3 separate regions of the Homo sapiens genome follow, and regions 2 and 3 are each linked to region 1. Evidence: chromatin contacts called from ENCODE Hi-C or POLR2A ChIA-PET data. All regions are on one chromosome and are shown on one strand. Each heading gives the region's core, a stretch centred on a gene start or an enhancer-like site at or near the end of the contact. The rest is flanking DNA. Distances are from core to core; before and after follow the strand shown. Region 1 overlaps LOC105371456 (a long non-coding RNA gene). Region 2 has its middle 14 kb from the start of FCRL5. Region 3 holds the start of FCRL4 (Fc receptor like 4).

Region 1 (3,980 bases), core at 881-3,380:
ATATAGACCAATGGAACAGAACAGAGCCCTCAGAAATAATGCTGCATATCTACAACTATCTGATCTTTGACAAACCTGACAAAAACAAGAAATGGGGAAAGGATTCCCTATTTAATAAATGGTGCTGGGAAAACTGGCTAGCCACATGTAGAAAGCTGAAACTGGACCCCTTCCTTACACGTTATACAAAAACTAATTCAAGATGGATTAAAGACTTAAATGTCAGACCTAAAACCATAAAAACCCTAGAAGAAAACCTAGGCAATACCATTCAGGACATAGGCATGGGCAAGGACTTCATGTCTAAAACACCAAAAGCAATGGCAACAAAAGCCAAAATTGACAAATGGGATCTAATTAAACTAAAGAGCTTCTGCACAGCAAAAGAAACTACCATCAGAGTGAACAGGCAACCTACAGAATGGGAGAAAATTTTTGCAACCTACTCATCTGACAAAGGGCTAATATCCAGAATCTACAATGAACTCAAACAAATTTACAAGAAAAAAACAAACAACCCCATTAAAAAGTGGGCGAAGGATATGAACACACTTCTCAAAAGAAGACATTTATGCAGCCAAAAAACACATGAAAAAATGCTCATCACTGGCCATCAGAGAAATGCAAATCAAAACCACAATGAGATACCATCTCACACCAGTTAGAATGGCGATCATTAAAAAGTCAGGAAACAACAGGTGCTGGAGAGGATGTGGAGAAATAGGAACACTTTTACACTGTTGGTGGGACTGTCAACTAGTTCAACCATTGTGGAAGTCAGTGTGGCGATTCCTCAGGAATCTGGAACTAGAAATACCATTTGACCCAGCCATCCCATTACTGGGTATATACCCAAAGGATTATAAATCATGCTGTTATAAAGACACATGCACACGTATGTTTATTGCGGCACTATTCACAATAGCAAAGACTTGGAACCAACCCAAATGTCCAAAAACAATAGACTGGATTAAGAAAATGTGGCACATATACACCATGGAATACTATACAGCCATAAAAAATGATGAGTTCATGTCCTTTGTAGGGACATGGATGAAACTGGAAACCATCATTCTCAGCAAACTATGGCAAGGACAAAAAACCAAACACCACATGTTCTCACTCATAGGTGGGAATTGAACAATGAGAACACATGGACACAGGAAGGGGAACATCACACACCGGGGACTGCTGTTGGGTAGGGGGAGGAAGGAGGGATAGCATTAAGAGATATACCTAATGCTAAATGACGAGTTAATGGGTGCAGCACACCAACAAGGCACATGTATACATATGTAACAAACCTGCACGTTGTGCACATGTACCCTAAAACTTCAAGTATAGTAATAATAAAATTAAAAAAAAAAAAGAAAAGGGGTTTTGGAGACCAAGGTTCTTATTATGTTGAGGAAGTCTCATAGGTGGCCACCCTTAGAGGCAATAGATGGCAAATGTTTCCTATTCAGACGTTCAAAAGGTGCTAGACTCTCAGCTAATGTCTTCAGGATCAGCAAAGCACCTGGAAAGGGAAGGGGGTTCTCTACAGAATGTAAATTTGCCCCACAAGGAACAGCATTGCAGGGCCATTTCAAACTACGTCAAAGAAATATATTTCAGGGTAAGCTATTTTTCTTTCAGGGCCTGCTGTCCGTCATTTTGTGATGTTTCTTATTGCTACAAAGAGTCAGTTTTGTCACTCTTAAGATCTGTTTTAATGTTAATGCTGGCTAGTTGTGCCTGAATTCTCAATGGAGAGGAGTACAATGAGGCATATCTGACCCCCCACTTCCTATCATGGCCTAAGCTAGTTTTTCAGGTTTTTTTGGAATCCCCTTGGCTGGGGGGTGGGGGTCTATTTAGTCATTTGGTGGTTTAGAATTTTATTTTTGGCTTACACAAGTTAATTCTTGTTTGACCTCTGGCTAGTTAGTTCTGTTGTGACAGCCCACGATTTTAAAGAAAGCTCTTTCAGCTTATTCCAGCACCTGCAGTGTATACTCAGTAGGTAACTGTAGAATAAATGTGGAAAGAACCTCACTCTGTAGTGTTCCTGGCACTGCACTGAAGAGCCCCTCTCCGCACGCAGCCCGTTGGTGTTCTCGCACACACCTCCCCCTGCTTGCCAGCTTCCCTGTGTTCACAGCTCTGCCCCAGGTAGCCCTGGTCACCAGTGTCAGCCTATGGTCAGGCACAAAAGTCATACTCTTATAGCAAGGCTCAGCTAGGCCCCTCCTGTTTTTAGTGGTTTTCCTTTGTCCCTACCCCAATTAATGATTAATTTCCTTTCTGGTTTTCCACAAACTTCAATTGTCAGTTGCCTAAGTAACAAGCTGTGGGCAAAAGAACAAAGGCCTTTGTGGGAAGTGTTCACTCCCCCCATACCCAATGCAAATATTGGCATTTATCTTTTGCTGGGAACCAGTATCCAAAGTCCTACAGTCTATCGTCCTGGAGGCTTAGCTCCACTCCCACACACTCAGACCACTACTTACAAACTCATTTTAGGGATATGCGGCTTGAGACACAGAGAGGTTATGCAATGTGTAAAAGGTCACACAGCTAGTCAAGGGGCAGGATCTGGCTTCTAAGGACAAGCTTGAGGCTCACCCTGCAGTCTCACAGCTGCTAGCCCATCTCACTGTGTGACTTCATGTAGGTCACCTGGAGTCCAGTCTGTGCTCTCCCCCAAACTGCTCTGCAACATCTTAGAAGAAATAACGTTTAATACTGGCTTAATTTCCATCCTATCCTGCCTACTAATAGGTAAATATCTTCCACAGGCCATTTGTGCATCCTGGCCACAAACTTTTTCTATTGGAGCAAACTCTGAGCAGCTCACCCATTGGTCACCCTCAAGTGTTATGGGGCCAGTCCCACACATGTCACTGCACCTCTCCTGAGAGGTCTCTTTTTTGGGGAACTGTTTGAAATGGAAACCATTCTGTGATAGTAGGAAGGAACAGCATGGAGAGAAGGAACTGGCAATGTAGCACAGTCTGGAAACAGGAAGAGAGAGTCAACCCCAATATACACTCCACACTGGCAAAAGACCAGGAACTGACAAAAAAAAAAAAACTCCAGAAGACTAATCAGTTTTTCAGCATCCCTTCCATTCTGTGCTGAGGCATGTCAACCTAAAAAGAGGAGGCAGAGGCACAACATATTATTGAAAGCCTTTACTTGAGCCAAAGTGAGGACAGTTGCCTGGAAGACTCAGACCCAAGTAACCTTAGACGTGTGCTCTGTTCACCCTTTGTTACAAGCAGCTTTTTAAAGGCAAAGCAGGGGACAAGGATGGGCTGATACAAAGTTGCTTGTCAGGAATTCTGCTTGGTTTACAGAAGTAACATTGATCAGTGATTGGTTATACACTGTTTAGCTGTAAGGTATGAGTTATAGTGTCTGGTGTGGCATAGTTAGGTTAATTTATAGCTACTTGTCCCAATAACAAGCAGTTTCAAGAGATGAATACATAGCTCAAGGGGGAGAGAAGGGCATGAATGCTGTCTTATTTTAATGTTTCTCTGTGCCTGATACTTTAAAAGGACTGGCATTCCTCAGATAAAAGTTTTTTGTTTTTTGTTTTTTCCTTTCTCAGGCATATCACGTGCACTTTCACACACACCAACCACAAGTCCTTTGGTAAGAGTTTACTTCCATAACTTCGTGGTGCTGTTACAGGTAGTTAGAGAGGCATGAGCAGGCAGGAGAGGGCTCTCCTCTGACCAGCTAGGAATGTCAGGTGATGATTCCACAATTATCACACTGTCTCTCTAAAAATGATAATTCGGTAGCCAGGGAGAGACAATCTCCTGATGGTCCACACCTGTTAACATTCAAACTGTTCATTGAATGCAGGCCCCAGGGAGAAGCAACTTCCTGGGCATGCTTGTGAAGAGAAAAAATGAGGGCAGGATGATATCCCAGGTACAATCTACCAAAAAAAGGAAGAAAGCCTCAGACGTGCATGCATGTAACTC
Region 2 (4,111 bases), core at 492-2,991, 330 kb before region 1:
TTTTTTTTTTTTTGAGACAGAGTCTTGCTCTGTCACCCAGGCTGGAGTGCAGTGGCGTGATCTCGGCTCACTTAAATGTGTGAAATCTTAAGCACAGCATAATTACATAGTAAGCATTTAATAAATAGTACCTCTCAGGAAGAGGAGGAAGTTTGAGAAGGCAAGAGGGAACAGAAAGAAGAGCAAAAGGAGATGGAGTTGGAAAATTAGACACAGAGAGGATGTGCTGGGGAATGAAGAAAATGACTTTAGACTGATAGAAAATGTGCAGAGGCATAAGACAATAACATGTGTTCAAGAAATTACAAGCAATTTAGTATATTTGCAGAATAAAATTCTCTTTACTGGAAAATCATGTCAGTCCAGAGAGGGTGAGACCCTAGCAGGCCTTGGTGCCATAATCAGGAGCTTCATCTTATAACAACTGAAAGCCACTGAAGTGCTTAATCAAGCAACATATCCAGGTTTGTGCTTCAGATAGATTCTCCTGGTGGTTGTGTAAAAAAATCACTTTAGGGTAGGAGAGACTGGCTGGTGGTAGGGAGGGTGGTTGGTTGCTGTGACTATCACGTAGGTTAGAAAAAGAGGGCCAGAGCAACAGATGTGCTAGAGCAGAGGGGTGCAAAATTTGTTTTGTAGGAAACAGTAAAAGTAGTGATTGACTGGAGGTGAAGGAGACAGTCTAGGCTGACTCCCAGGAATTTGGCTTGGACAACCAGGGGAATGATGTGCTGTGGAGAGAGACTGCAGCATAATCTAAAAGCTCCTTGGTCATATTGAAGTTTCATTCTTTTTCTATTAATATTGCATTTTATGCCCCATGATTTAATTTTCCAAATCTTTTCCCAAAACAATTTCTAGAAACTTTGAGACTCATATTGGCTTTCTTTCTCCCAGAATATCACTTTGTGTCTTAACTAAAAACAAAAAATTGCCTTTGACAATTTCTTGCCTTTATTCTTGAGTCAAGGTGGAAAGTTGACCTATGTAATCTCTGTGACCAGTGCCATATAATCTATGATTCCCGTGTGCACACCATCAGCTTTCAGTGCACATCAGCTTCATCCCAAATTCTCGCTTGTCGTGTTTAATGAAATCTCCAAAGCCGACATGAACTTGAGATAAGATTTAAAAACAGCCCCCACCCAGGCTAGGCGCGGTGGCTCATGCTTGTAATCTCAGCACTTTGGGAGGCCAAGGTGCGCGGATCACGAGGTCAGGAGATCGAGACAATTCTGGCTAACATGGTGAAACCCCATCTCTACTAAAAATACAAAAAATTAGCTGGCGTGGTGGCAGGCACCTGTAGTCCCAGCTACTCAGGAGGCTGGGGTAGGAGAATGGCTTGAACCCAGGAGGCAGAGCTTGCAGTGAGCCCAGATTGTGCCACTGCACTCTGGACTGGGCGACGGAGTGAGACTCCATCTCAAAAAAAAAAAAAAGAAACCCACAGCCCCCACCCAAATGTTAGTTCTAAACTTGCAGAAAGAGGAACCTCAAGATAAATATATCATTTATGTTTATGCAAAAGTATGTTGGGTCATCGGACTTCCCAGAGCCATGGAAAAATAACACCTCAAGTATTTACATAAGCTGAGGGGACAAGGGGAAAGCCTCAAACCAGTTGGCTTCTATTTTCTGGTTTAATAATGAGGTTTTTCATTACAAAAGGAAGGAAGTTCATCTGCATAGGGCCTTCCTTCTCTGAGAACACATCTATTCTATTATCTCTTAAAAAAGCCAAAGTCATCCCCTGGCAGTTGCCCAGGGACTGCAGAAAAGAGAACAGAGTTACATGCAAAACTGGCTACATGATTTGTGGGGCTGAGCGCAAAAAGAAAATGCAAGGCCCTTGTTCAAAAAGCAAGAAAAAAGGTGCCATTAAAGGCACTTTTTCCTTTATTCCATGGTCTCTCCCTTAACTTGTCATGAGATGCTTTTTATTTGCTATTTAATGTCATTCTAAAAGAAGAAAAAAAATGACATTTTAAATTATCAGTGTGAATTTTTACTGTTCATCTTTATATTTTGCACTATAAAAGCATTTAAGTAGTATGCAGGATTATTAAAATTAGACAATACTTACTTCGTAGCTTATACACGCAGGCATTTTGTTCTTATCGGAACAGTGGAAATGCTACATAATTCAAAAAAATACACAATTCTTTTTATTTTATTTCTTGATATGTGCACATTCTAACAACACTTTCTACCTTTGGTTTATTGATGAGAATGGAAGGAGTGAAAGGTAAAACAACTCCAGGTTGCCCTATCTTTCCCTTTCATTCTTTGAATGGAATGGGATGAATCCTTTCAATGAAAGTGATTAGCTAATATAGGGACGTAACATAAGAAAGATACAATAGATAGAGTTCCTTGGCTGTTTGTTTCTTAGAAACACCACTGCCTTCTTTCTATATGAGAAGCAAGATCTGGATCAAATGGAAAGTGATGTCTTCTTAGGGTTGTCGGTCATTGATGTCATACACTTACCTTGTACTTGCTTTGCATCTCACTGAAGTCCCACTCATTGTGGGTACACTAGAAATACTGGGATCATGTGATATTGCAAATGTGGACATGCATATTGCAAGTATCTCCTCAGCTCATGCACAGACTCTTATCCAATTAGACTTCATGTACCAAACACAAGTTCGAAGATAGAACTATTACAAGTTTCAAGATGGCAACAACAAAGCATTAAACCAAGCTCAGGGCCCTTCTGAGTGCTGGGCCCTGTGTGACCACACCGGACATATCCAAGGAAGCCACCTGTGGTTGGATATTTTCATCAAGTCACAAGAGGCTGGTAGGAGGGCTCTCCAATAGGGAATTGATCTTCTAGAATTAAACAGGCCCCAAACAAGTTCTTACTCTCTTTTAATAAATTATTTGCAACTATTTCAACCTGTCATTGGAATTTCTGACCATGACTGTGCTGGGCTTAGGAGGCTACTGAGCCTGAAAGCCCTGGACTAAGAACAGCCTTGATGAAATAGTAATTGTGTGACTGGAAAGAAGAACTAAGGCAAGAGTTCAGGGTGGTAGGCTGATACACTTTATAACTGCTATTTATGCAGCTTCTGCTATGTGCTTGTAATATACTTTACAAACATCTCATTTAATCCTGACGACAACTATAAGGCAAGTATAACCAACACCTGCTTTATAAACGAAAAAACTGGGGTCAGAATTTTGCAAAAATTTTCCCAGTCACACAGACAGTGACAGAGCTAAGATTCAGTTTCACGTCTGTCCAATTCCAAAACCTATACTCGTATTTATTATTTATGTATTTATTTTTGAGACGGGGTCTCACTCTGTCACCCAGGCTGGAGTGCAGTGGCACAATATCGGCTCACTGCAACTTCCACTTCCTGAGCTCAAGAGATCCTCCCAGCTCAGCCTCCCAAGTAGCTGGAACTACAGGCACATGCCACCACACCTGGCTAATTTTTTATTTTTTTACTTTTTGTAGGGATGGGTTTTTGCCATATTGCCCAGGCTGATCTTGAACTCCTGGGCTCAGGCAATCCACCCACCTCAACCTCCCAAAGTGCTAGGATTACAGGCATGGGCCAACATGCCCAGCCCAAAACCTATGTTCTTTCCATATAACAAGCTTTCTCCATTGCCAAGGATCAGCGTCTGAATAAACAAGGCCAATGCTGTATTGAGACAGCTGAGTGGGAGAAGAGCCACAAAGAAGAGAAGAGTCTTTGTGCAGAGATTTTAGATGAGAGTCACCTTGGCAGGCCCAGCATGTATCCTAAGATGGGAGGAGATTTGCTTAACAAATCTAATGATACCTCCCTGTTTCAATTATTCTTTTTCCTAAATATTAGCAGGTAGCTATTAAAAAGGAAGAAAAAAGTCAATACAAACAAAATAACAGGAAGTATCCACGGGTTGATTTAGGTGTGGGAATGGGCACATACTGGAGAACTAGCAAAGAGTTTGAAGGCTGCAGAGCTTTTGTTCCTAGAACCCTGTTCAAGTAAGCAAAGCCACAGCACACAAAAAGAGGATGGCCAGCATTCAGGGACAAAGTCAAGGGGCCAATTTAATCTGACCAAATATTCCTTTTGAATATAGTTGCAAAATTAGCAGC
Region 3 (4,005 bases), core at 272-2,771, 360 kb before region 1:
AGGCCATGGACATTGTCTAAAATATAGTTGATGTTCAATACAAACCCTAGTTAGAAAATAAATTATTACAGATATATAGAAAAACATTATATTAGAAAAATACAGACCACTCTTAATCCATCCTATGTCTATTATCTATTCACAGATATCTTGATGTGATGGTGATGGTCACGATAACTGCCTTCCATCTTAGTGCATGCTCATCTCTCAGTCCTAGAATGATATTCTTTCAGCTTGGATGTTACTTCCTCAGGGAAGCCTCTTATGCATCCCCAGAACTGGGTCAGATTTCCCTCTTAGTGGACTCTCAGAAATTACATACAATTCACTTCTATGTAATTTCCTGTTGACTTGCTGTCTTCTCCACCAGAATGAAAGCTTTCCAAGTCTTGATTAACACTGTACTTCCAGCACCTGGCACCATACCTGAAGCACCATGGTGTTTCTTTTTTTTTGCCATTAACATTTTATATATATATATATATATATATATATATATATATATATATATACACATACATATACACAAGATAATAGCATAAAAAAGTTTTAAAGAGTTATACATACCAAAATATTATACGTACCAAAAAACGTCACTACGGATTTTTCCATTTTTTTCTTAATTTTTTTTTTAAGTTCTGGGATACATGAGCAGAGTGTGCAGGTTTGTTATGGGTAGGGAGAGCATTAGGTGTTTCTCAAAACACCAAACAGCATGTTGCCCAGTGTGAAAGAATCCAAATGGCAAAAATCAAAATTTAATAGAATTATTTAAATACCCACTCTGACTTCCTGACGTGAATCGCTTCTCAAGGCTAAAGCCATCATATTTTCAGAACTCTCTAGCCTCTTGTCTTTCAAGGAAATCACAACTTCTTCTCTCTGCCACCAGATACCAGGCATATGTATTTCAATCAATATATATTTGCCAAGACATTCCTGTAGCAAATTTTGGATTCTAGGACATTAAGTAAAAATGTTATGGCCTATTATCTAGGAAGAGCATGATGGGGCTATAATTTACTCCTCAGCTTGCCTTCTACTCAGATCAAAAGTTGTGGTTTCCCCCTGGACTGATGAGTCAGGATATTTTCATATATATCAGACAAGGTGAGAGTTGTCTTGTGATTGAGATGTTTCATCAGGTCTACAGACGGCCTGCTGGAGGTGTTCCAGTAGAGGTATCAGCGGTCAGAGGAGGCCTTTTCTGTGTTGAATGAGAAATTCTTCATCTCTGGGGATATTCAGGGACATCCTTAGATTATGTGGATTTCAATAGGCCTGCAATCTCACCTCATCTCTAGTAGCAGAGAGAATAGGTTGTGATTTCCTTGAAAGACAGAGCCTAGAGAGTTCTGAAACTAGAGTAGCTTTAGCCTTGAGAAGTGATTCACCCCAGGATGTCACAGCAGTACTTAATTCTATTAAATTTTGATTTTTGTGGTCTGGATTCTCTCACACTGGTCCACATTGCTGTTTGGTGTTTTCAGAAAGATTCCTCTACTTCCCCCTTTCACTTCATTATCTCAATCAGCTTTATGCAGAGAAGAAGCTTACTGAGCTCACTGCTGGTGCTGGTGTAGGCAAGTGCTGCTTTGGCAATCTGGGCTGACCTGGCTTGTCTCCTCAGAACTCCTTCTCCAATCCTGGAGCAGGCTTCCATGCTGCTGTGGGCGTCCTTGCTGGCCTTTGGTAAGTGATGGGGAGGAGACCTTTGCTTGCTGCAAAGCTGAGCCTCACCATGAGCAAAAGCCCTCTTTTCTGCTGCTGCAATCATGGATTTTTACTCCCATTTTAGAACAGCAGAAAATGAACAAAAAGGAAAGATAATGATTTACTGGTAGAAGGGGAAAATGATAATAATTGATTTCCAAAGATGTATTTCTCATCTATTTTTGCTATGAATTGCCTATGGAAAATCATTTTACCCCCAAATGGACTTATTTTGTTTATGCAAAAAGAAACCTATGGCTAGGTTCAGTCCCTACGTCACAGAGCATGAGGACCCAGAGGAAAAGATGGACTGAGTTATTTGTGAAGGATAAAGTCCTGATTGTGAACTCAGGTAGAAAGGATCACCTGCTGAGAATAGTTATTTCCTTCTCTGTATTCTAAGTTCAAACCTGTTCTGATGTTTGCAAAGAGCATGAGAAGAGAAGAGATAAGATGATTTCCCTTTGATTTTTTTCTTCCTGCTTTTGTACCACTTGTCAGTGTTTGTCCAAATGAGGCACGGATTTCCTAGTTGCTCAAACTAGGGAATTAAAGAACAGTCAGTCTTTTGTTCATTAAATATTTATTAAGCGTATTTGTCTAGTTCCCACCTGATCCCCAGACCCCAACTAAGGGAAGACCTATTAGTGTGATTGGCACATGATAGGAACTAAGGAGTGAGTGGATGGGTATACTTGGCATGCCACACTGCTGGGCACCACAGAGGATGCAGAGACCTGAAGGACACAGATTCTGCCCTCAAGAGGTGACATTCTCAATAGAACCTCAACGTACACATGCAAGAACATCTGACTCGACAATATGAGAAAAATATTACACAAATAGTTACAGGATAATGTGTGAGGATGTCAGTTAATTTGTGCTAAGCCCTGGCTACATCCCACTTTTCTAAGGGCACCCCATGTATAAATGTATCCAATTCTCTAACATTTGATCAGGTGGAACTTTTATAACTCCCATTTACAAATGAGGAAATGAAGGCACAAAGATGTTGGTCTTGTCCCTGAGGTTTATGCAGCTAGTACAGTGGCAGAGTCAGGATTCGAACCCATAATCTAACTTTGGAAACTAGGCTTTTAACTACTACCCTCTACTGTCTGTCTCATTTTGAGTTCCAAATTAGCTATGATAATAAGTGTTCTGAGTCAAGAGAAGAGGAATCAGCAGCAGCCCCATACTAAAAAATTAATGACAGCAGCCATTAATTGAAACCTTACTGATCTAACTCATTACAGTATTACTATGAGGTCGCTTTCATGAGCCTCATTTTTCAAATGAGAAAACTGAGACTTGAAAGTTCATGTGGTTTGCCCTGGGTCATACAGCTAAAATTCAAACCAGACTGTCTGAGTCCACAGCCTGAGCGTCTGGCCACTGTGTTTCCCCGCTTCCCTGGGATGGATGGAATGGAACGTGTTTCTCTTCCTCTTGGTTGGAAGTAGCATATGAGTGTATGGGCTCTCAGGGTGAATAGTTCGGGACTCTTCGCCTACGCTGATGGCTGGCTCTTTACTCTCTTTCAGCTCCAGTCTGTGGACAATCTGGTAAGTCCTTATTTTCTTTGCTCCTTTATGTCTCTAGATACCCTAATAACTATATTTTATCTCAAATACTTACAAGAGTCCCTGTTGTCCATTTCATCCTTTTCCTGAGTGCTGCAGGGATGTAGAGACATCAGCTCGTGTGGTGACTCTGACCCTAAGAACCAGGCTATTTGGGGGTGACTCTCTTAAACCAAAACTGCCATTGTGCTGGCTAAACATGGCAGGGCCTGGGATATGTGTCACAGCGTCCACAGGAAGAGGAGCTGTCACCCCGCCTGATGTGGGATTCTAGCCAAGCCTGATGGAATGCATAGCATCCCAAGAGGAAAAGGGTAGAAATAAGCCAATACTTCAGAGGGGGAGGCTGGGGCTCCAGCAGCTTTTCCACTAACCATGTGTAACAAATTTATCCCCAACTTCTGCATCCCATGGAGACACACTTCTCTGTTAATAGCTCAAATTATGATGACTCTGAGTCTCCATCTATCCTACTGGTCAGCAAAAAGTCCCATCCTCTATAGGCAGCTGCCTCACAGGTGTTTTGGCCATTCCTATAGAGCACCCTAGGAGCTGCTGGAGCCAGCAAGGGCCTTGGCCCCCTTGAGGTGCACTGTCTCTTGCAGCTCCTAACTCTGCTGTTCTTCCCCTCCTCGGTGCCTTGGACACAGACTATTTCCCACACACCCTTCCTGAGACAAGATTATAACTTGGCAGACTTTGCTAATGG

The links. Hi-C counts contacts between places; a loop is a spot of excess contacts on that map. ChIA-PET counts read pairs that join two places held with the same protein, here RNA polymerase II (POLR2A). Pooled maps may share reads with other maps.
Region 2: a loop to region 1 is called in a map with no recorded cell type, with 2.2 times the contacts of the local background. The contact joins two enhancer-like sites. A Hi-C loop is called at or near these places in 1 of 37 single-sample maps with no recorded cell type and 3 of 50 pooled maps. POLR2A ChIA-PET finds 5 or more read pairs at or near these places in 1 of 52 experiments (MCF 10A).
Region 3: a pooled map shows a loop between it and region 1 (3-fold over the local background). The contact joins the promoter of FCRL4 here to the enhancer-like site in region 1. A Hi-C loop is called at or near these places in 2 of 37 single-sample maps with no recorded cell type and 4 of 50 pooled maps. POLR2A ChIA-PET finds 5 or more read pairs at or near these places in 1 of 52 experiments (H1).

The regions. Positions count from the first base shown.
Region 1 is chr1:157,239,146-157,243,125 of GRCh38, reverse strand. The region is part of intron 2 of LOC105371456 (a long non-coding RNA gene); the gene reads left to right. Among named protein-coding and RNA genes, the nearest start is that of LINC02772, 34 kb to the left of the region's middle. Within about 2 kb of position 2,130, at least 6 of the 41 ENCODE cell types and tissues checked have a DNase peak (open chromatin) inside an H3K27ac peak, as active enhancers do.
Region 2 is chr1:157,564,226-157,568,336 of GRCh38, reverse strand. No RefSeq gene overlaps it. Among named protein-coding and RNA genes, the nearest start is that of FCRL5, 14 kb to the right of the region's middle. Within about 2 kb of position 1,741, at least 3 of the 41 ENCODE cell types and tissues checked have a DNase peak (open chromatin) inside an H3K27ac peak, as active enhancers do.
Region 3 is chr1:157,595,601-157,599,605 of GRCh38, reverse strand. It overlaps FCRL4 (Fc receptor like 4), which reads left to right and starts at 1,521. Exons shown (of 12, transcript NM_031282.3): 1 at 1,521-1,692; 2 at 3,258-3,278. The coding sequence starts at 1,662.